Regions from separate parts of the Mus musculus genome. Here all the other regions are linked to region 1. The links are chromatin loops, found by intact Hi-C in ENCODE. Cell type or tissue: heart. All regions are shown on one strand. Region 1 holds the start of Tlnrd1 (talin rod domain containing 1). Region 2 overlaps Il16 (interleukin 16). Region 3 overlaps Il16 (interleukin 16).

Region 1 (8,000 bases):
CAGGCCGACACCACACTCATGGCACCTCCCAGGATGGCGGTCTGCACCGCCTTGCCCTCAGTGCTCACGGCAGCTGCGCGACCCAGGAATTGAGGCTCGGTGGCAAAGCCCACCAAAGCGCTCACCGCCTGCACCAAGGGCCCACTGAAGAGCGCGCAACGACTGCGGGCCAGCTCGCTGGGTGCCGCCTTCACTTCGCGTACGCATGCTAACAGCGCGGATGCACTTGTGCTCATGCACTTGACGCCCAGCTTGAACTGTTCGCGAGAGAAGCGGTCCCGTGACTTGTCACTGGCCAGGGCGCACGCATCCGTCAGGAACTTGAGGTTTCGAGACAGGCCCTGCGACACCTCCAGCAACAGCTGTGGGGTCATGTCCGCCAGTGGGGTGGCTCGCAGCACAGCACAGCCTTGTTCTACCTCGTGGCGGCAGCGTGTCACACGGTAGCGGTCCACAAGGCCTGGCTGTGCAGGTTGAGCGCCCGGTGTGGCCACGGCTGCCAGGTAGGCCGCATGTGCAGAACACTCGGTCAGCGACACCACCAAGTCGCCCAGTTCCACAAGACTGTCTCCCGCCTCTCCGAAGCGGCCCATGTTGAGCTGGCTCTGCACGTCGTGGGTGAGGATGGACAGCCCCTTAGTGCGCGCGATGATGGTGTCCCGGCACTGCTCGAAGGACTCCGCACCAGCGCCAGGGGAGGCGGGGCCTTCGAAGAGCACCGGCCGCGCCTCGCTAGACAGCAGCAGCAGGTCGGCCACCAGCTGCATCTTGCCCTTGCAGTGATCACAGATAGATACCAGCCTCTTCCGCGGCTGCGAGCTGGCCCCGCCGACGGCGCTCCCAGGAGCCGGAGAAGCCGCCTCGCCAGTGGGCTTCCCGGCGCTGCCGCTAGCCATCGCGCCCAGGGGGCACTGGCATGCCGCTGGGGAGCCCGCTACCACCGCCGCCGCGACTCAGCTGGCCAGGGCCGCGCTGCCTTCCGCGCACCATCATGCCACCCACCGCGGCGGGCACAGAGATCCGGGTGGCGGCGGCCGGTGGCCGGGCGTCGCAGGGCGGGCCCAAGCCCGCGGCAAGCTCTTCGGGGCGCTGTGTAGCTCGCGGGAACCGTGAGCCGGGGCACGGCAGACTCCTAGTCCGCGCCCCTCTTCACTAGCCTACCAGAAAAGTCCCCGCTGCCGGGCTGTCGCCACCTTCCTGGGCATGGCCGGCCGGGCCGCCGGAGCGGAGAGGGCGGGACGGGGAGGCTGGGAGTTGTCCTTCCTTCCTTCCTTCCTTTGAAATCAAAATCCTCTGCTCCTAGAGGAGCGCGGGCGGCGGCCCCGGCAGGCTTTGCTGTCAGCCGCTGCGCTGCGGCTATCCGGCTCAGCAGCGCACGTGGGCTTCAGGGGCGGCGACCCCGCCAGACGGTACAGGCTGGCGACGGCGGCCGGAGCTGACGCCCGGGGGCGCGCGGCCGCATCTCCTGCTCCGGCTCTTAGGGCGCTGGGCGGCCACTGGGCCGAGGGCGTGGCTGGCTCTGTGGCGGCCGCGCGGAGTCAGTCGGGCGGGAGGCTGCAACGCAGGGTGCTGGGCGGCCGCGCCTTCCCGCCTGGCGGTTCAGAGTGCGCGGCCCGGCGCCGCGGCGGCACGCCCTCCCCTCCTGAATGGCCTGCGGCCGGCGACCGGCTGTCGTGGAGATTCCATCTGTGTTTCCCCGCAGAGCCCGCGGGCCCCGCGCATCCGACGCCCCAGGGTGGTCGGCTCAGAAGGTGAGCGCGGCGTCGCGGAGGCCGACCCGGGCCCGGACTCCTGCCATGTTTGTCAACCAGCAACTTCCGAGCGACCTCCGAGCAACTGAAAGGAAGGGAGGAGACCGCAGGCCAGGGGACACCCGCCTGCCCGCGCACGGTTGCAGTTTTCGCCTCCTGGCGTCCGCCTCGCCCCCGGCTCGCCGCCGCCACCTCGGCCGTAACCTCCCCGGAGCCTATAGGAATCTTTTGTGTGGCGTCACCGCCTTTCGTTTAAATCCCGCTTCCTCCTCTCGCCCTTCCTCCCGCCCCCTCCGCCGATCCCGGATGCTTGCGCGATGCGCTGCTCCTCCCCCGGGAAGCTGGGGGCCGTGGGAGGACGCCGCGCCCAGCCCCGACGCTGCGGCCCTGGGGCCGGTGGTCCCTGCATCCGGAGAGGCTGGGAAGCGTGTGTGGTGGGGAAGGCCCGCCCTCGCTCCGCGCCCAGGCGCTGTGTATACCCTGGGGACACCGGGGCGCAGCCGCTAGTGGCCTTACGTAAGCTCTCAGCATGCCCCAGGACTCGATGCTTCCTCCCTGCCGAGGGAGCTAGTGTAAAAGGTGATCTGTTTTGCTTGCTTGGGGAGGATGCCACTCATTACTCCCGGGATCTCCCCACCGCCTCCGGATTCCAGTCACCTCTGAGATTCGATGACTTTTGCAAGCCCTCCTCCGCCCTTTGTTGTGTTGGACCCTCTCCTGTGGGTGGGTTTCCGTGAAACAGTGAAAAGGAGCTCTGATCACGCTTGAGTCCCCACAGCTTGTTTGACTCAGTGATAGACCCTCCCTGAGGTTGGTCTTACCCCCCCCCCCCCCAGCCGTTTAGGAGTTGTGTGACCTTGGGCAAGTTTTCTCTCCCAAGTTACTGTAGTCAGGTAGTGTATGGTGACCTCGGTTCCAGCTGGCTAGAATTCCAATGTGCCTTGATCAGCAGTTCGCCCTTTCCTGACTCCATCTATATAATGGAATAATAGCAACCATTGTTAAGTAAAGAGCCAGTCTCTGGAGGTAAACACTGTTATCTCTGGGTTACAGGCTGGGAAACTGGTGGCCCAGATGGCTCCCCGCCCTGTAACGAGGAATTAAACGGAGGACCTTGAGCTACTGTACTTTTTATTTATTAATTTAACTGTGCAGACAGGCTTTGAACTTCTGGCGATCCTCCTTCAGGGTCTGTAGTTGGTGATTGTAGGCCTGTGCCATAGGGCTTTGTGGCCAGGTGGACTAAGTGACTCCCTAGGCTCTTAACAACAGCAGTGGCTAAAAGAGAAGGTCCCCTAAACCCACTGGCCACACCCACTCCCTTTCTTTGTGCAGACCTTGTCTGCCAGAAACTCCTGGAACACCTGGGCCTCCTCCCAGTAAAGCACTCTCTCAAGAGCCCTGAAGTCTTCTGCTGGTGCCCAGCACTGCCAGTGTGTGCTCAGCCAATGGAAATGTTTGTTCTTCTGTCTCTTCGTAGGACCTCCACGTCCTACATTTTTAAGCCAGTTATAAGTGTTATTTATAAGTTGGATGGCCTCAAATTTATCGTCCAAACCCCAATAGTTTACAGAATAAATTATGAGTCAAGTTATTAATATAAGTTAATGAGGAACAACCGGTAAAAACCTGGATAGCCGCCCTACTCATAATCAAAAATAATAATTAAAAAAAAATGCCCTTGCAGATGCTTTAGATTTTAGGTGAACCAACTGTCTCTGCAAACTGAAGCCAGTAAAACCAATGGCTCTCTTAACAAGAATTCTATAGGGCTACTTCCTCCCTGGTAACCCAGGAATAGCAGTGAATCCTAAAAAATAGTTTCCTTAACTCTGAGAACCTAAGAGAGGGACCAGTAAGATAGCTCAGCAGGCAAAGGTGCCTGCCACCAAGGCTTCGTTTTTCAGATAGTGTCACTCTTCCTAAACTGATCTTTCCAGGTTCTTTCTTGTTTACCTCCTGCCATTGTTCACTTACAGCTCAAACGCTGGGTGTCTACCATGTGCCAGCCCTTGTTCAAGGCACTGCGCTTACACTATAGATTGTAATAGAGCAGCCTCTGCTTGTGAAGATAAGAGTCCCGGAAGGGAAGGTTCACAAATAAGTGCTCCCAGTTACTGTTTACTCAGTAAAAGCACAGGACAAAAATGGACAGCAGATCAACCACTGCATACTAGCCGGGCAGTGATGGCGCACGCCTTTAATCCCAGCACTTGGGAGGCAGAAGCAGGCAGATTTCTGAGTTCAAGGACAGCCTGGTCTACAGAGTGAGTTCCAGGACAGCCAGAGCTACACAGAGAAACCCTGTCTCAAAAAACCAAACCAAACAAACAAAGTACTGCATACTAAGTGTTTAGGTCATGTTAGGCAGAATTATGCATTCTGATCAGTGCTAGGGAAATCGAGGTGACCTGCAAACCAAAGCAGTGGAAACCAAATCTAAGATCTCCCTGTTCCTTCTCACCTTGCTCTTCCTGTCACTGCTGGATGGGTAGGGGGTTGGGAGGTTTTTTTTGAGGGGGGAGGTACTGTGCCCAGCACCATCCACCTTCAGAAAAGTTTCATCTTCCCTGACACACTACCTGTGAAATAACATCTCTCCATTCTCTCTTCTAGTCTCTGGCCATTACCAACTTCATCCGTGAACTTGATGATTTGAAGCACTCCGTTCTTTTGTGTCTGTCTTATTTCATTAAGCATAATGTCATTGAGGTTAATCAGTGCGATAACGTATCAGAATGTCCTTTTTATAGGAAATAATATTCACTTGTATGAACTTTAGACATTCATGGTATACCCCCAGAATTTGTGGACAAGCAACCAAGCTGTCTGTGGTATACAGTGCCACCCAGTGGTTGGTAAGGAGCAGTCTTGGCCATATCATAACTTTGGACTTGGGTTTCTTGGTTTTATGTTTGTGCTCACAGGTGGACAGTGGTCTCAGATGATCTTTCTTACACATTTGCAGACACCTTGGTTCATTCTCCTTGAGTATCGGCCTTGGCCAGGTGTGGTGTCACACACTAGCACTTGGGAGATAGAGGCAGCAGGATCAGGAATTCTAGATCATCTGCCAGCCAATGTAAGGAGTTTAAAGCAACCAGGGCTAGGCGAGACCTAGCCTAAAATCATCAACAACAAATAACACTTCTCCTGGAGAAGAACAATTTACAACTGAAGGATGCGGTCCCATCCCCTTTATATTATTCATCACAGTTGGTACATAAGAGCTCCTTACTGGCTAGAGTGCAGAATCACCATGGAATAAGACTATCCTCCATAGTTGGTATATTCTCTAGCCCTCTGACACATCCTGATCCTGTCCAGTAACACACTTGGGGCAAGACTTTGGCTTTCAGTTTCTTATCTTCTCTGTTGCTTCTATAGTGAGCAAGGAAGCTGTGCACAGGCCCAGTGAAGACACTGACACAAATGCTGGAGTATTCAGCTTCTAGTATCTAGGAGAGTGAGGATTTCCTCCAATTGTTTCCCAGGGTATCCTATGATGTTACTATTGCTATAAGCCTCACTGGTACCATAGTAAGGCTGCTTGCACAAGATGATCGTTTCATAGCCTATTCCACCAGCCAGTGGGAAAAAATATGAATCCCAGGACTTAGGGACCATAGGCAGCCAACACTAACCATTCCTGGTCACGATGATACCTGGTGGTCAGTACTTACAGATTAACTCAGGCTGTTGCTGCCTCACACGCAGCTTCTCTGGACCTTTAGACACACTTGGGCATGGCTGTCCCTCATTTCTACTGTGCTGTTTGCAGAACCTGGTTGAGGCCATTGCCATACTGTTTGGGACTACTAGCTTTGCTCCCTCCACAATTCTGTTAACCTGTGAAGAACAGAGGCAGTATCTATGCCCCCATCCGAGTGCCTTGTATAGTCGCCAGACAGTGTTAATAGAATCCATTTGTCAGACTGTCCCACAATTCGGTTCTTTTTATTTTAAAGATTATATGTAAGTAGCTGTCTTCAGACACCCCAGAAGAGGGCATCAGATCTCATTACGGATGGTTGTGAGCCACCATGTGGTTGCTGGGATTTGAACTCAGGACCTTCAAAAGAGCAGTCAGTGCTCTTAACCATTAAGCTATCTCTTCAGCCCCCTATAATTCGATTCTTAAAGGGTTAATGTTTGGCTCCTACCAGGTCCTAGGGCTCATTGATGACAGTGTCATTCAGGTTTTGGATATTGCTCATGCAAGGTTTCAGGTAGTGTTAGAAGGTGTTGTTCTCACTCCTTAGCTGTGGAGAATGTAGGCCAGCATGAACCCAGGCTCATGTTCTCATTAAACTTAGGATGCACTTTGGCCTGAGTATTTAACTCAGAGCCTGGCCCCTCGTTTAGGCACTGAACACAGTTTTATGTCCAGCCCCTCTTCAACAGCTCTATACTGCACTGCCTCAGACCTGGTTCAAATTCCAGGGCCATCTGAGTTCTCCTGGCTCTAGCTAGACCTTGAAACTATTTTCTATATGGCTACTAGTGTTGTTATGCTGTAAGCCTCGCTGGTGGTGCCATGGTAGACATCAGGGAAGAAAGTGTCCTGGATTCCTGGGTCCATATTTTCATTCCATGGCTATACCATATATCTGACCACATTTGAATAATTCCAACACTTAAAACAAACATAGGGGCAAGATCTGGGGAGATGGCTCAGTGGGTAAAGCCCTTGCTGAGCAAGTATGGGGATCAAAGTTTGGGTTCCTAGGATCTACATAAAGCTGGGTGGACCAGCCCTCAAGGAGACAGGAAAGGAAATCTCTGTAGTAAGCTATCTAGCCAGATGAGTAGAAATGGTAAACTCCCGGTTCAAAGAAAATAACCTGCTTTATTATATTACTAAGTGGAAAACAGTGAAGGGAGACACTAGATATTAATCTCTGGCCTTCACATGAATATCACAGAAAGAGAGAGAGAGAGAGAGAGAGAGAGAGAGAGAGAGAGAGAGAGAGAGAAGAAATAAGTACAGACTAAGTACAGACATTTACTACCATGGCCCCTTTAGCTCCTAACCTGGAATCTGTAGCGTGTACTGTAGATGGCTTAGCCCGTCTGCTATTGCAAACCCTCCTGTATGATACCAAGGACTTCAAGTTCACCTTCCTGTCAATGTCTCACCTGCCTAACAGTAAGTCATTAGACAAAGAAGGTTCTTCAGTGTTCCAAAACACCAAAATATACTTAGTCTGTCAAATGTTGAAAATGTAGTTGCTCCAAATGTTTTCAGATCAATGGAGTGGGAGCCAGATGTGTTTCCTCCTCAGATGACAGTCAGTAGCCCTGGAACTTCTGACTTGTTTTAACAATTGTGGTACAATACTTAAAAAAGAAAAGAAAAGAAAAACCTTTTTATTTTTCTGTAACTAGATATTTCAGGCCAAGAAAACCAGCATTTTTTTTTTTTCTAAACCTTACCTTGGCAGTTGGCAGAATGAATGACCAGGGTGACCCCGCCCTGCAGAGCACATGATCTGCCACAGCTGTGCATGTTTTTTAGCATGACTGTGCCAGGACAGAGCTCCAAGCCACGGGGTGGAGCAATGTGCCCCTGGGAGAAGGCTCATGACATTTCCCTTATGATTTCAAAAAAGAAGAGAAAAAAGTTCTTTTTCTTTTCTTATGAGTTGTTTCTGTATAACGTCAACAGAAAATGTCCTTGTGTTTATTCATATCCATGTATGAATATGGAAAAAATCAGCTACGTTACTACAGTGGGAATAAATGCACACCACATTTGACCTTAGAGTGAAGGTCAATAAGGCTCACGTTGCTAGTTAGCTCTTTTCTTAACCTCCACTTTATGCTTTTCCTAACAAGCCTAAATTTATTTGAGATGGTAGCAAAGACAGCTAAATAATTACTCCCAGTCCCTCTCAGAGAGGTAGCTCAATGAGACCAGAAAGGCTGTGCACAATTCCCTAATAGGATGCTCGTCCCTCAGCTTGACTTATTTCCCATTTCCTTTGATTGGAATGCCATCTGATGGTTGGAGTACCAATAGCCATCCTGGAACTTTTGATGACCTTGAGGATAGAAACTCCAGACCTTTGTGATGGGGCCATATGACAAAGAAGGCTGGATAAGGTAGGACACTCCTTTTTTTTTTTTTTTTTTTTTTTTTTTTTTTGAGACAGGGTTTCTCTGTGTAGCCCTGGCTGTCCTGGAACTTACTTTGTAGACCAGGCTGGCCTCGAACTCAGAAATCCGCCTGCCTCGGCCTCCTCCCAA
Region 2 (8,000 bases), 190 kb before region 1:
AACAAAATAAATAATAGAAAGTCAACATTCACAAGGAAAATGAACAATACTCTTCTCAATGATACCTTGGTCAAGGAGGGAATAAAGAAAGAAATTAAGGACTTTTTGGAGTTTAATGAAAATGAAGCCACAACATACCTAAACTTATGGGACACAATGAAAGCATTTCTAAGAGGGAAACTCATAGCTCTGAGTGCCTCCAAAAAGAAACTAGAGAGAGCACACATTAGCAGCTTGACAACACACCTAAAAGCTCTAGAACAAAAGGAAGCAAACTCACCCAAGAGGAGTAGACAGCAGGAAATAATCAAACTCAGGGGCGAAATCAACCAAGTGGAAACAAGAAGAACTATTCAAAGAATCAACCAATCGAGGAGCTGGTTCTTTGAGAAAATCAACAAGATAGATAAACCCTTAGCCAGACTCACTAGAGGGCACAGGGAAAGCATCCTAATTAACAAAATCAGAAATGAAAAGGGAGACATAACAACAGATCCTGAAGAAATCCAAAACACCATCAGATCCTTCTACAAAAGGCTATACTCAACAAAACTGGAAAACCTGGATGAAATGGACAAGTTTCTAGACAGATACCAGGTACCAAAGTTAAATCAAGATCAGGTTAATGATCTAAACAGTCCTATATCCCCTAAAGAAATAGAAGCAGTCATTAATAGTCTCCCAACCAAAAAAAAAAAAAAAACCAGGACCAGATGGGTTTAGTGCAGACTTCTATCAGACCTTCAAAAAAGATCTAATCCTGGTTCTTCATAAACTATTCCACAAAATAGAAACAGAAGCTACTCTAACCAACTCATTCTATGAAGCCACAATTATTCTGATACCTAAACCACAGAAAGACCCAACAAAGATAGAGAACTTCAGACCAATTTCCCTTATGAATATAGATGCAAAATTTCTCAATAAAGTTCTCGCTAACCGAATCCAAGAACACATCAAAACAATCATCCATCCTGACCAAGTAGGTTTCATCCCAGGAATGCAAGGATGGTTCAATATACGGAAATCCATCAGTGTGATCCAGTATATAAACAAACTCAAAGACAAAAACCACATGATCATCTCCCTAGATGCGGAGAAAGCATTTGACAAAATCCAACACCCATTCATGATAAAAGTCTTGGAAAGATCAGGAATTCAAGGCCCATACCTAACCATGATAAAAGCAATCTACAGCAAACCAGTAGCCAACATCAAAGTAAATGGGGAGAAGCTGGAAGAAATCCCACTAAAATCAGGGACTAGACAGGACTGTCCACTCTCTCCCTACCTATTCAACATTGTACTTGAAGTCCTAGCCAGAGCAATTAGACAACAAAAGGAGATCAAGGGGATAAAAATTGGAAAGGAAGAAGTCAAAATATCACTGTTTGCAGATGATATGATAGTATATATAAGTGACCCTAAAAATTCCACCAGAGAACTCCTAAGCCTGATAAACAGCTTCAGTGAAGTAGCTGGATATAAAATTAACTCAAACAAGTCAATGGCCTTTCTGTACACAAAGGATAAACAGGCTGAGAAAGAAATTAGGGAAACAAAACCCTTCTCAATAGTCACAAATAATATAAAATACCTTGGCATGACTCTAACTAAGGAAGTGAAAGATCTGTATGATAAGAACTTCAAGTCTCTGAAGAAAGAAATTAAAGAAGATCTCAGAAGTTGGAAAGATCTCCCATGCTCATGGATTGGCAGGATCAATATAGTAAAGAAGGCTATCTTGCCAAAAGCAATCTACAGATTCAATGCAATCCCCATCAAAATTCCAACTCAATTCTTCATTGAATTAGAAAATGCAATCTGCAAATTCATATGGAATAACAAAACACCTAGGATAGCAAAAACTCTTCTCAAGGATAAAAGAACCTCTGGTGGAATCACCATGCCTGACCTAAAGCTGTACTACAGAGCAATTGTGATAAAAACTGTATGGTACTGGTATAGCGACAGACAAGTAGACCAATGGAACAGAAGTGAAGACCCTGAGATGAACCCACACACCTATGGTCACCTGATCTTTGACAAGGGAGCTAAAACCATCCAGTGGAAAAAAGACAGCATTTTAACAAATGGTGCTGGCACAACTGGCGGTTATCATGTAGAAGAATTCAAATTGATCCATTCCTATCTCCTTGTACTAAGGTCAAATCTAAGTGGATTAAGGAACTCCACATAAAACCAGAGACACTGAAACTTACAGAGGAGAAAGTAGGGAAAAGCCTCGAAGATATGGGTACAGGGGAAAAATTCCTGAATAGAACAGCAATGGCTTGTGCTCTAAGATCGAGAATCGACAAATGGGAACTCATAAAGTTGCAAAGCTTCTGCAAGGCAAAAGACACCATCAATAAGACAAAAAGACCACCAACAGATTGGGAAAGGATCTTTACCTATCCTAAATCAGATAGGGGACTAATATCCAACATATATAAAGAACTCAAGAAGGTGGACTTCAGAAAATCAAATAACCCCATTAAAAATTGGGGCTCAGAACTGAACAAAGAATTCTCACCTGAGGAATACCGAATGGCAGAGAAGCACCTGAAAAAATGTTCAACATCCTTAATCATCAGGGAAATGCAAATCAAAACAACCCTGAGATTCCACCTCACACCAGTCAGAATGGCTAAGATCAAAAATTCAGGTGACACCAGATGCTGGCGAGGATGTGGAGAAAGAGGAAGACTCTTCCACTGTTGGTGGGATTGCAGGCTTGTACAACCACTCTGGAAATCAGTCTGGTGGTTCCTCAGAAAATTAGACATAGTACTACCGGAGGTTCCAGCAATACCTCTCCTGGGCATATATTCAGAAGATGTTCCAACCGGTAAGAAGGACACATGCTCTACTATTGTCATAGCAGCCTTACTTATAATAGCCAGAAGCTGGAAAGAACCCAGATGCCCCTCAACAAAGGAATAGATACAGAAAATGTGGTACATTTACACAATGGAGTACTACTCAGCTATTAAAAAGAATGAATTTATGAAATTGCTAGGCAAGTGGATGGACCTAGAGGGCATCATCCTGAGTGAGGTAACACAATCACAAAGGAACTCACACAATATGTACTCACTGATAAGTGGATATTAGCCCCAAAACTTAGGATACCCAAGATATAAGATACAATTTGCTAAACGCATGAAACTCAAGAAGAACGAAGACCAAAGTGTGGACACTGCCCATTCTTAGAATTGGGAACAAAACACCCATGGAAGGAGTTACAGAGACAAAGTTTGGAGCTGTGACAAAAGGATGGACCATCTAGAGACTCCCTTATCCAGGGATCTATCCCATAATCAGCTTCCAAATGCTGACACCATTGCATATACTAGCAAGATTTTGCTGAAAGGACCCAGATATAGCTGTCTCTTGTGAGGCTTTGCCGGGGCCTAGCAAACACAGAAGTGGATGCTCACAGTCAGCTATTGGATGGATCACAGGGCCCCCAATGGAGGAGCTAGAGAAAGTACCCAAGGAGCTGAAGGGAACTGCAACCTTATAGGTGGAACAACATTATGAACTAACCAGTACCCCGGAGCTCTTGACTCTAGCTGCATATGTATCAAAAGATGGCCTAGTTGGCCATCACTGGAAAGAGAGGCACATTGGACTTGCAAACTTTATATGCCCCAGTACAGGGGAATTCCAGGGCCAAAAAGTGAGGGTGGGTGGGTGGGAGGGTATGGGGGACTTTTGGCATAGCATTGCAAATGTATATGAGGAAAATACCTAATAAAAAAAAGAAAAAAACATTGGTTTAATCAGTTACTTCCACAACAGTGCATGCATGCACACACACAAGCACACACATGTTGGGGGTGGTGTGGGTGTGTTTCAGGGAACCTATAGATGGGAAACTCGGTAAACAAAAGCATATCTGTGGGCTGTTGAATTTGAATGGCTTGGTAAATGACCTTTGGATATTTTTCACTGGATGTGAAAGCTGTAGCTATAGAGAGCTTAGGGATTTGGGGTCAGGCACTTAGTACTGCCCTGTGCTGGAGACCCCTATTCTATCTAACATAATTACCTGTCTGAGAAGGCAGCTATGGAAGGGCCTGGTTAATTACATGTGCCAAGTGGTACACATTCTCCAACATCTGAAGAGAGGAAGCCCCCCTCTGTCCTGCCTCGAACTCTCACTTGGTGCCTCTTAATCAGCACCCTGTCCCCAACAGCAGGCCAGCTCTGAAGATACTGCTCCCATCTGCCCCATTTATTTCAAAGCTTTCCTCTGCTGTGCCATTGGTGGCAGGCTACTGAGCCTCCCTGAATTCAAGTCCACCTGCATTACATGGCATACAGAGATCTCTCACAGGTGCCAGAGCACAGTTAAGCTCCGTCCATTGGCTGCTGTTCTATTTCTCTTGAATTTTGAAAGAATTTTCTGCAACTAGTGGAGTTAACCTGGCGGGATTTGTAAGCAGTATGGACCCAGAAGTCCAGTAACAGCCTTAAAAACTAAAGCTATATCCTTTCTGACACAAGAAACCACAAATCAATTCCCTTTTATTTCCTGTGAAAGTCAATGTGAAAATCAGAGATTAAGTCTGGGCAGACGCCTAGGCTGTCATTTTTCTATCGAGCAGCAGATGGCGCTGTGTTAACCTGAGCAAGATTACCAATCTTTAACTGTGCTAATATGGGAAATTGTTCAATAGCTATGAAAGCTGTGATTATATACAATAGTAAGTTTGATTTGGTTAAATTCTTAAGGCTCTGATTTCCAAAATTAAGTATATGAACTCTTTCTTTGAGCATATTAGAATATCTCACCTAATATCCAAGAGATACTTTTTTTATTACAACAGTCAGGTAAGGTCATGTCCCAACTCTAATGTGAAGACTCCTCTCCAGTATCAGCTCCATTTCATGCATGCTATTGGGACAATGTATATTAATGTGGCTTTGGGACCTTTGCAGGCCCACTAGGCATGGGAAATAACTACCCATCCAAGGGTGACCCTTATTCTTGAAGCACAATTGAGGTGTGTATTCAGACTGTATATTTCCACTTCTAACTGTCTAATAATATGAAAGTAAAGAGAAAATGGTATACACATGAGACACAGCACACTAAACTCATCTTAAAATAATGTTTAAAAGTTTTTACTGTGACTGTACTTGTGTTATCTATACATTTTTAAATACTTTATAATAGTCTAACCACAGAATATAAAAAATACAGTAAAAAGAACTACATATAGATGCACCGAACTAGCAAGATCATTCACAAATTTTGCTAAAACTTACTATGTACTGGGCCCTCTTCCTAGTTGTGAGAATACACAATAGGCAAGACATGACATACAAGACTCAGCTCTCATGAATTAGCAAAAATGTACTTGAATGATGAAATGATATCTACTTTTTCCTTTCTTTTCCTTTGTCTGGAGTATGTGTATGTTCTTGCATGGGTATGTGTATGTTCTTGCATGGGTATGTGTATGTTCTTGCATGGGTATGTGTGTGTTCTTGCATGGGTGTGTGTATGTTCTTGTATGGGTATGTGTGTGTTCTTGCATGGGTATGTGTATGTTCTTGCATGGGTATGTGTGTGTTCTTGCATGGGGTATGTGTATGTTCTTGCATGGGTATGTGTATGTTCTTATATGGGTATGTGTATGTTCTTGCATGGGTATGTGTATGTTCTTGCATGGGGTGTGTGTATGTTCTTGCATGGGTATGTGTATGTTCTTGCATGGGTATGTGTGTGTTTTTGCATGGGTATGTGTGTGTTCTTGCATGGGTATGTGTATGTTCTTGCATGGGTATGTGTATGTTCTTGCTTGGGTGTGTGTGTGTTCTTGCATGGGTATGTGTATGTTCTTGCATGGGTATGTGTATGTTCTTGCATGGGTATGTGTGTGTTCTTGCATGGGTATGTGTATGTTCTTGCTTGGGTATGTGTGTGTTCTTGCTTGGGTATGTGTATGTTCTTGCATGGGTGTGTGTGTGTTCTTGCTTGGGTATGTGTATGTTCTTGCATGGGTATGTGTATGTTCTTGCATAGGCAGGTGTATGTGGAGGCACCTGTCTAACTCTTCAGTGCTGGATTACAAATTCCCATCACTAAGCCCTAAATTCTGCTTTTTATTTTTTTCTTAATGTAGGTTCTGGGGATTTGAGCTAAAGTCCTCCTGCATATACAGCAAGTTCTTTGGGGGCAGCTATTTCTCCCAGTACCTTTTCCCCCTTTTAAGACAGAGTCTCCTGTAGCCCAGCCTGACCTTGAACTCAGTATGGAGAGGATAACCATTCACTTCTGATCCTCCTGAGTACTGGGATTATAGGACCCAGCCACCACACCCAGCTTAACAGTAGATGTTTGTTACATTGTAATCAGGCCCAAGCTAAATCATTAACATGATATTTATTTCAACTGTTAACAATAGTAGAATCTTTTTTTCTTATAAAAATCCCTTATCTAAAATAGAAATTGTTGGCTAGTCAGATGAAGGTGGCAGAAAAATCACAGGAAACAGAACAAACCATTCCCTTCCCACCTGGATGAGAGGGCAGGGGCTCTGTTAACCTGAGGGAATCTTTCTCTGAGATTTTCAGTGTTGGTTGAAGAAGGCCTGATCCAGAAGAAGCCATCTTGATCCCTCATGGGACTCCATTAATCCCTGGAGCACATTCCTGTCTCATGACTTTGCTCTCCAGGGCAGTGAGACCATTTATTTGGGCCCTCCTGCCTTACCACTCCATATCCCCCAAACAAAGCCATCTCCGATGTAAGTCTCATGGCAGTTGATCTTTTCCCTCAGCAATGTGAGCAGACTGTAAGCTCCAAAAAGCTGCACCTAATGAGGGCCCTGACAGTAAGCATCTGCATAATTGTGGGAAAACTCTTTAGCCTGGTGTGGCTGGAACGTCTCCTTAGATACCACTGTGGCGGACGTAGAAACACACCGATGGATGAAGATCAGACTTTAGTGGCAATGTTGCGTCACTGAGGAAAAAAATTGCAACCTAAAAGTTCCTGAAACAAGGCAATGCACATGTTTTTAGACGTTCTGTGTCTGGAACACCAATGCCACAGTATTCTTATGTGCTCTGAGTTTATTTCATTGCCAAGCTGGAGGCTGAGTAGATGGGTCAGTTGATAAAGTGTTCTTTGTGTGAGATGATAACCTGAGTTTAATCTCTGACACCCACAAAAATGTCTGGCATGATGGTGAACTAATCTCAGCACTGGCGATGTAGACACACAAAGATCTCTAGGGTTCACTGGCTGCCCAGTCTAGCCTAATAGGCAATCTCCAGGCTAATATCATAGCCGGCATTCAAGGAGGTAGAATTTGTAAGGATGACACTCAAGTTTGTCCTCAAACCTCTCTCTCTCTCTCTCTCTCTCTCTCTCTCTCTCTCTCTCTCTCTCTCTCTCTCTGTGTGTGTGTGTGTGTGTGTGTGTGTGTGTGTGTGTGTGTACCCATGTATGCGCACATGAGTATGTATACTCTGTCACAAGAATTTTATTTTAAAAGAAGAAGCTAGAGAGATGGTGCAGCAGTTTAGAACACTGGCTAAACTCCTCCAGAGAACTGGGGTTCAGTTCCCTGCATCCACATGGCAGCTGACAACCATTTGTAACTCTAGTTCCAGGGGACCCAATACCTTCTTACATCACTGTTTCCTCTGGTTTCCATGGGTAACACATGCATGTGGTGCACAGATACACATACAGGCAAAACATACACACACACACACATAATAAATCTCAAACAAGTTGTTGTTTTTTTTTAAGATGTCAAACTTGGTGACCTCCTCACCAGAATTGTGTGAGGAGGTGGAGGGTGGGTCCTGAAGCCTGCAGAGCTGACTTCCTCATGGCTCCGAACTTGCTGTATCATTGCTCGGGGCTCGGTTTCCTTCTCTCTAGACTGAGAAATGTGCTAACCAAACCTTGCCATCACTTACAGCTCTGTACTTTTGAGTGATGATTTTGAGAGACGGTTACGTTTAAAGCC
Region 3 (8,000 bases), 220 kb before region 1:
GACTCTGGGTTTCTGTCTCTCTGTCCCGAAACGTGTAACTCAGCTATAAGATTTTCCTACGTGGATATCAATTGTTTCTGCTGACTAGGAGTTTGTCAGTGGGTCTCTGCTATAGAGAGTTGTTCCCACACAAAGTCTGAAAGGGTTTGGATGAGTACAGATCAAACCCCAGCCAGCAACATCTCTTTTTCCATTCCGTTCTTCCTCTGACGTTCATACTGATCGAGTGAGCCTAGGCAGAGAAAAGCCTGATGGCACATTACCTGTGGGTCCGGATGTCGGCTTACGATGATGGGAACTGGGCCAGGGTCACAGTGGCTCAGGATTGTGTAGACTTCATTGAGAGTCAGGCAGTGCACTGGAGAATCATTGATTTCCACAATCTCATCACCACACCTGCAAAAGCACCCACAGGAGCCTAAAACACACTAACAACTATGACAGAAAGAGGGTCACCTTTCAGGAACCCACTCCTTGTGTGTCAATGCAGCAATGCACTCCTGTCACTGTGGACCATCTGGGCCAGTGATTCATGCACAGAGCAGTCAACACAAACTCTGTTCACCTGTCACTCTCCCTTCCTTCTTCCCTTGACCTGCTCAACATTGAAGTCATGCTTTACCCTCTCTAGCTGACCAGCCATAACATAATTCACCACATCCTGGCCCTTGATGTCCCCAGAAGTAGAGTGTCTTGGAGGAGGAAGGACTGGGCAGCATGTGCTAAAGGTAAAGAAATCACTGAGGAAGGATGCAGCAGAGGTCCTTGCAAAGAGAAGCAAGAACATCCGCCAAGGAAACTTATTTTAGTTCCAAGATGGGTGTTGCTTGTACTAGCAACTGCTGTGCTGTGGATTAGAATGGTACCTTCCAAAGGCCTTTGCACCAAAGGCTTAATCCTCCATTGGGTGCTATTGAGAGGTGGTGAAACTGAGGAGCTAGGGCCCAACGTAAGCCCTCTGGTTACTGGAGGGGGGGTGCCTTTGCAGGGACCACTGTGGCTCTGCTCTCTCCTCTTTGTCAGCATTCTAGACAGAGGTGAACACTTTGTTCTGGCTCCTCTCCCTGCCCTAATGTGTTTCCTCATCACAGACCCACATGCCGTCGGACTGGTCAGACACATATGGATTTTCCAGAACTGTGAGCCAGAATAAACCTCGCTTCTTATAAGTCGATTGCCTCAGATAATCGCTACAGTGACAGAATGCTGGTTAACACAACCACTGAAACAGAAAACAAAGATACAAAGGACAGGATTGTATCGTGTTGTTGATATAAACTGTCCCGTCTCGTCTTATGGCAACTTTGTACAAGCTAAAATCATCTGCAAGGAGGGAATCTCAACTGAGAAAATGCCTCCAGAATATCAAGTTATAGGCAAACCTAAAGAGCATTTTCTTAGTTAGTTATTGATGGGGGAAGACCCAGCTCATTGTGGTGGTGCCACTCCTGGGTTCTATAGGAAATCAGGCTGAGCAGGCCTCTATGCAGCACTCCTCCACCGCCTTTGCATCAGCTCCTGCCTCCAGTTTCCTGCCTTGCTTGAGTTCCTGGTCTGACTTCCTTCAATGATGAACAGTGATATGGAAGCATAAGTAAAATAAACCCTCTCTTCAAGGTACTTCTCGTCATGGTGTTTCATCATAGCAATAGTAACCCTAAGACATGGCCCAATTCCTTCCACCCTTGCAGATGGAGAAACTGGGGCATCAATGGTGAAATGACTTTTCTATTGCAACCTATACTGGGGAGGGACACTTTTCTGTAAAGAGCCAAGAGTAAATGTTTGTTTTCCAAGACATGATGTCTGTGTCACAAATGTTCAACTCTGTCACTGTAGGTGACAGCTGCAACCTTGGACAGCAAACAAGAACAGTGCATGGCTGTGTTCAAACAAAACGTTAGTGTAAACGAAGGTAGCAGGTAGTCGTTTTCAAGTGATCAGCTGGGTCAGAATGAGAACTTGAGTCTCCTGACTCTGCACCCCCTGCTTCCTTCTGTGTTTCTGCAGAGCTGACCCCCTTATCTTGCCAAGATGATTCACATTCTCTGGATGTGGATTTTTAATTAATTTTTTGAATTTTGAATAATTGAAGACTCCAGCCATGTAACACAGAAGAGTCCCTACCCCATGGTGGGCCTCTGATGGGGGCAAAAGAGATAAAATAAACACCCCAACTCTGAGTTGGGTCCACCAATTCTGCAACAAGATGCCCTGACTCTAGAGCTAGGTCACCTAGCCCTGCTCCTGGGCCCCTATCTCTGCAGGAATGTCCCCAGCACAGTAGCAGTGCTTCTCCTGCAGATGGCAGCACAGATCTATTCCTAGCTCCGCATCTCTATCCTGACTCTCACACTAGGAAAAAAAAAAACTGAAAATCAGGACAAAACCTTCCTGCTTAGCAAAAGTGTGTCCTAGCAACAGATGCATTTATACCACTGGCAGATGTTAGAATAGCTGCAAAAGTATTGTAACAGGTTAAACTAAGATAAATGATTTCTACCTAATCAGATCACTTACTGATTGCAGGAGTTCTTTGTAGAGGTGTGACTGCAGTATCTAAAATCATTTTGCTTCTCTCAGCAAGGACATGCATGGACATGGCTGGTTGGCTTAAAACACCTCTGTCTGCATGTAGAGCTCACAGGTAAACCTGAGAGATGCCCATCTGTGACACCATGGATTCTGTGTGTTGAATCTGAGTTAAAATATGCTTCCTTTCTATTTGCCCTTGCAGCCCGGCATTCTCAGAAGCCGTGTTTCTTTAACTGTTACATGCACACAGACTTCTTAGGAATCAGTAACACTGGGCATAGCAGCTCTGGTGTAGGGCTGCGAAGACCGCAATCCTGCTGTTGAGGTTTGATCTGTTGCTGTGCATTGCAATGCTAAATACTGGCCCCTGAGATCTGTTTGCCCCCAATGAGTGGATCATCAGGGATGAAGAGATCCCTATGTATACCAAGTGATGCTATGTCATCTTGACCCCAAAATTATCCCTGATTGGTCAATAAAGATGCCTATGGCTTGAGCAGGAGAAAGGTAGGCAGAGTTTGGGTTCCCAGGCTTTGGGTCTGAGGCAGAGACCACAAGGTAAAGAGAAGAAGAAGGAAGAGAGTATCATGTGGTGGGTGGATTGTGAGAACATGGCCAGCCAGTTGAAAGAGCAACCCAGGTAGAACAGGCCAAATGATATCTCAGGGTTATTGACAGGGAAATAGATCAAGTAGCTTAGAGCCCAGCTCTAGTACTTTTAAGGCTTATTATAAATATAAAGCTTTTGTGTCTTTCGTTTGGGAACAAAACAATCTAAGGTGGGATTTAAAAACACCCAAATTGTATTTACCACACCAGGTGACTGACATGGCAGCTGTTGATGTGTAACAGAATCAAGACTGAATATTTCACCATTTCTGCTGAGGTCAACTCAAGATACTCCATGCTGTAAGACAAGGGTCTATTCAGAAATGAGGACTCACCTCAGCCGTCCATCAAGATGTGCCACGGATCCTGGTGACAGTGTGTGAACGAAGATGCCTGAGATGCACTGGAAGTAGGGGATGCTGCACAGGCCGATCCCCAGGCCAACACCTGCCTCTGGAATGCAAAATGGAGGAAGAGTGGAAGATGTGAGCCTTTCTGGGGTGGGGACTAGCCTATTAGGTGTCTCTGACCCCTGACATCCTGGGCTTGTCAAGTGTCTTGGACACAACATTCATTCCAGCCCTGTGTGTGGCGTGTCACTGTGCACAGGGGCCACTTGGGGACCAAATGATGCCCAAAGCAGACAATGAGAAGGGGGTGTAGTAAGGTCAAATGGAGAAACACTAGGAAATGAGAGAGGGAAGACACCAGGCAAGAGCTAGAGGAAGTGGGAAGAGGGGAGGAGACAGTGATCTATGCAGGAAATGAATGGGACCGTGTTAGAAGGTGGCAGCACAGCCCTTCATGCCTCAGGGACTACATTTAGTCTAAACCATGGATGACAATAAAGAGCCAGGATGAGGAGACAGGGCAGACAATTGACTAGCGGAAACAGCCCAGGCATAGGCTGGGCTGGGAGGAATACATCATGTTGCTATAGGTCCTGAAAGGCCATTGTGGGCAGAACATGGATAGACATGCAGAGAGGTGATGGACCCAAGAGCATGGATCCCAGGCAACCAGGAATGCGGGATGCAGAGAGAGATGAGGTGGCATAGGGCAGGGATCAAGGGCTGGACTCAAAAGGCTTTGTATGCACAGGTATACAAAAACAAACTCTTTGACTGAGAAGAAATGCCATGGGACAGTCAGGAATGAGGAAGTGGTATACCTTAACTTCCATCTTTAGTAATATATCTGGCTTTACAAGGAGAGATAACTATGGATGGTTAAGAATGGAAGTGCAAGGATCACTGGAAAGGTCCAGAGGGGTAAAGAGGGCAGCAAAGCAGAAACAGGAGTGCACAGAATATACTCCAAAGGGGTGGAATATAAGCATAGCATGATAAAATTTCTCCAAGGCAGTCTTGAATTGAGGGATTGGTGGGCGACAGGCTGCTTTCAAACAAGGAAATCTGGAAAGGACCAGACCTATGAAGTCTTGCCCTACAGGCACTCATGCCGTCCATGAGGTAACTGGGAAGATGTGAGAAGAAGATGGTTGCACAGGGCACATGGGTCCTAGACAAACAGAATGCAGGTGATGTTAGGGGTATGGGGACCTCCAGAATGGCAGAGGAGACAGATGGTTGGCTAGATTGGAAAGGCCTTGGAAACAAAAACATGGCAGCTAGGAAGGACCAAATGGAAGGTCCATGGAGTAGTAAGGAGAAAGAGCCTCCTTCAGGTTTTCCTTAGGCATACATAGCTTAGAAAAAGTGGTTTCACCTTTTGATGTTTGTTCTCCCAACAGCACCAAGAGGGATGGCTGTTGTGGGTTATTGTTATCAAGGTTAAAAAATATATGGGCTGTGACATGCACTGTGAACAGAGATCAAAGTCGATCCTGATACCCAGGTCTCCTAACCAGGGCAAGAGCTCTTTGGCTTAATAGGCCTGTGGGTCCCTGAAGCTCACACCAAGCAAGACTGAAACAATCTGCGGGGACAGAGGCTATGATGTGGCTGCTTAAAGCATCTCAGCACTGGTTCTAGTGCAGGCCATCAGGAGAAGCAGCAGACTAACGCCATGACTCACCCACATACCATGCCATGCCTGCTCCCTGAACTTCACCACAGGAGCCCTATGGGCAGTGTACAAAGACAGATCTATGGCTACCGAGATTTTGTGCCAGAGATGCGTGAAGGCTTAGCAAGCTTGTGGTCCAGCAGAGGCACTGAGACATGCATCCGGCAAGGGGCCCATTGCCTGCTTCTGGCCCCCATTCCTACACACATTTGCTCCTCATTTATCCCTTTCTCTGGTTTCCCAGCCTCTTCGTTGAAACCCTTTCCTTCCTCTCCATCTTTCAACCCCACCTCCTTCCACTTGCACCAGCTACTCCAGTCTTCCCTCTGTCCCCAGAATGCTTGCTTATCACTGTAGGTGGAGACAAGCTCTGCATCTAACACTGTCCCTTGTCCTTCCAATCTCAGCTCAGCTTCACTATGGCAGAGCAGGCCTCTAAAGCCTTCTAGAATTATCATCTGGGCAGAGGGGATGGCTGTGGAACTCTGAATGTCGTCTAGATTAAAAAAACAAAAACAAAAAACAAAACAAAAAAACAAAAAAAAACAAAACCTTGGTCATCTTGCAGAAGAAAGAAAATAGGCCCACAGAGGGCCAGTGAGCTGCTCAAGGTCTCAGCAAGATATTAACTGCAGAGTCTAGGGCCTGGTCCATTATGGTATGGTGTGTGTGTGTGTGTGTGTGTGTGTGTGTGTGTGTGTAGTAAGTTCTCTGTTATATGCTTGCTAACCATCTCATCAAAAGATATTGTCTGGGTTCAGATGGCACAGATAAGCTTCCAGGAGCAGGATGAGGAGCCAGCGAGATAGTGCTCAGCTGCAAAGATAACTGTCCCTAAGCTTGATAATCTGAGTTCAATCATTAGGACCCACATGGTGGAAAGAGAGAATTAACTCCGACAAGTTGTTCTCTGTGGGGGATATGCACATGCATGTACACAGGTACACACTAAATAAAGGGGTGGAAGGAGAGGAAGAGGAGGGAAGGAAGGAGGGAAAGAAGAAAGGAAGGAAGGAAGGAAGGGACCTGATTTAAACCCAACTGGATAAGGCTTATGCCTTATTATTATATTATTATCTGCTAGCAAACCTCATTCTGTGATGTTTCCATATGATAGAGGCCTGGGTAGCTCTGACAGAGACTGGCAGACACTGGCATAGTCTTGGACAGGGGCAGGAAAAGGGACAATATTTGAAATGTAAATAAAGAAAATATTCAATTAAAAAAAAACTTGGCACCTTACTCCTACCTTTCTTCAGAGACACCTCCACCATGATTCTGTAGTTGGGTTTGGCAGTGCTAGCAGGAGACGCTGGACTTTCCAAGGAGAAGGGGCTGCTGTCCTGGGCACCACATGTGCTGGAGCTCAGGGAACGGCACAGAGGAGGTGACAGGTGGCTGCATAGTGAAGGGGGTGTTGTCAGGCGAGTCCTCACTGTCAGAGTCAGCAGCCCCTTCTTGGCTTGCTGGAAAAGAGTAACCGTATCTGGAGCAGTTCCAGACAGATGAAGAATACATGCCCAGTAACAATGATAGATGTTCCTCCAAGGAAATGTAGGTGTATGTGCATGGGTAATGTACAGACATGTGACAAGTTACACATGACACATACATGCACACGCACCAAGGTATACATGTTATATGATATATGATGTACTCATGAATTGAACAAACTGAATGGAGATGAAAAGTAGCTTTTAGTGATGTCTTAAAAACTAAAAACATATTCACAAATCTACTAGTATAAGTTCATGGAATGCTTTGAGGCAGCTTTATAAATCTTAAGTAGTTTGGATATCCTTTGACACCAGTCCTGATTATACTCCCCTTTGTAGAAGAATTTCTTTAATGCTGGGCCCAGGGCCAGCATTGGCTAGGCACCTCTGCAAAGGATCAATTTTTCATTTTGTGTACCTTGCGGAAGAAAGTGATGCTGGGTTTGGTTTTATTGCCTGAAGTCTCCAATGGACAGCAATTTTAATCCAGCAACATGGCTGCTCTGGCAAGGGATCTCATCTAAAGACCTAGGTATGTGTGACCCAGCTAGGATACAGACATGACACACACCTTTAATCCCTCTGGCTGGAATACAAACACATCCTTAGTATACACCTTTAAGATAAAATTAGTTTTTAGAAGGAAACAGCCACGTTTGAAAGTGATATCTAATTGAGGGGCAGACAAAGTGGTAAATCAGAGAAAGATTTGACAGAATGAGTCAAATATAGGATGTGTCCAACTCTCATGAGAACAGCACAGGAAAGATAAGTTATTTAAGAGCAGAACAGGGAGAGAGTCAGTTCAGCTGAGTGGAGTTGAGTTTGGAGAGTTAGTGGGGAGTCAGTGAGTTCAGAGAAGTAGAGTTGAGTTTTGTTTTATTTTGTTTTGTTTCGTTTCATTTTGTTTAAGTTGGGTGCAGATCAGCAGAGGCAGCTGAAGCCAGAGAATAAGAAGGAGCCAGAAAATTAGAATAAATTGCCAGAGTGAGTTTGAGGCCAAGCAGATCAATTCAGTGAAAAGCAGAGACAAGCCATATTGAATCAGTCAGCTTGGAGAGGAGTTTGAGCCAGGACAGCTGAGTTGAACCTGCCAGCTAGAGTTCTGTAATAACTAGAAAGCAGTAAGCCTCTGAGATGCCAATTACATCTGGCCTAGTATATAATATTTACACTCAGAGTATGGACAAAGACTGAGAAGTTACCTTAAACTTCTGCAAAGCATCCTGGTGTGTTAGGCCAGCCATTGATTCACCATTGAGTTCCAGAATTTCATCACCTATTGAGAGACAGAAAGACAGTAGCTAACAAGCTTTATTCAGTATTTTGGAA

The links. Hi-C counts contacts between places; a loop is a spot of excess contacts. Peaks named below come from ENCODE experiments on the same cell type or tissue, not always from the same donor. Only the 100,000 strongest peaks of a DNase experiment are listed, where the experiment ranks them.
Region 2: a loop joins it to region 1, with 6 times the contacts of the local background. A loop is called at or near these places in 7 of 42 quality-filtered maps.
Region 3: a loop joins it to region 1, with 5 times the contacts of the local background. A loop is called at or near these places in 21 of 42 quality-filtered maps.

Annotation. Positions count from the first base shown.
Region 1 is chr7:83,882,326-83,890,325 of GRCm38, forward strand. Tlnrd1 (talin rod domain containing 1) reads right to left here and starts at 2,016. Exons shown (of 1, transcript NM_030705.4): 1 at 1-2,016. The coding sequence starts at 896. It also overlaps a transcript of Mesd not described here. In heart, CTCF peaks have their summits at 1,947 and 4,596 (motif pointing left); DNase peaks (open chromatin) are centred at 636, 1,516, 2,116, 7,266 and 2 weaker places; H3K4me3 peaks cover 3,181 bases; H3K27ac peaks cover 4,817 bases.
Region 2 is chr7:83,691,403-83,699,402 of GRCm38, forward strand. All of the region lies in intron 2 of Il16 (interleukin 16), which reads right to left. Among named protein-coding and RNA genes, the nearest start is that of Il16, 37 kb to the right of the region's middle. In heart, a CTCF peak has its summit at 4,617 (motif pointing right); no DNase peak of the experiment used is centred here.
Region 3 is chr7:83,666,613-83,674,612 of GRCm38, forward strand. It overlaps Il16 (interleukin 16), which reads right to left. Exons shown (of 19, transcript NM_001360087.1): 7 at 7,874-7,947; 8 at 6,422-6,638; 9 at 3,480-3,597; 10 at 264-396. Among named protein-coding and RNA genes, the nearest start is that of Stard5, 39 kb to the left of the region's middle. In heart, a CTCF peak has its summit at 2,295 (motif pointing right); a DNase peak (open chromatin) is centred at 2,299.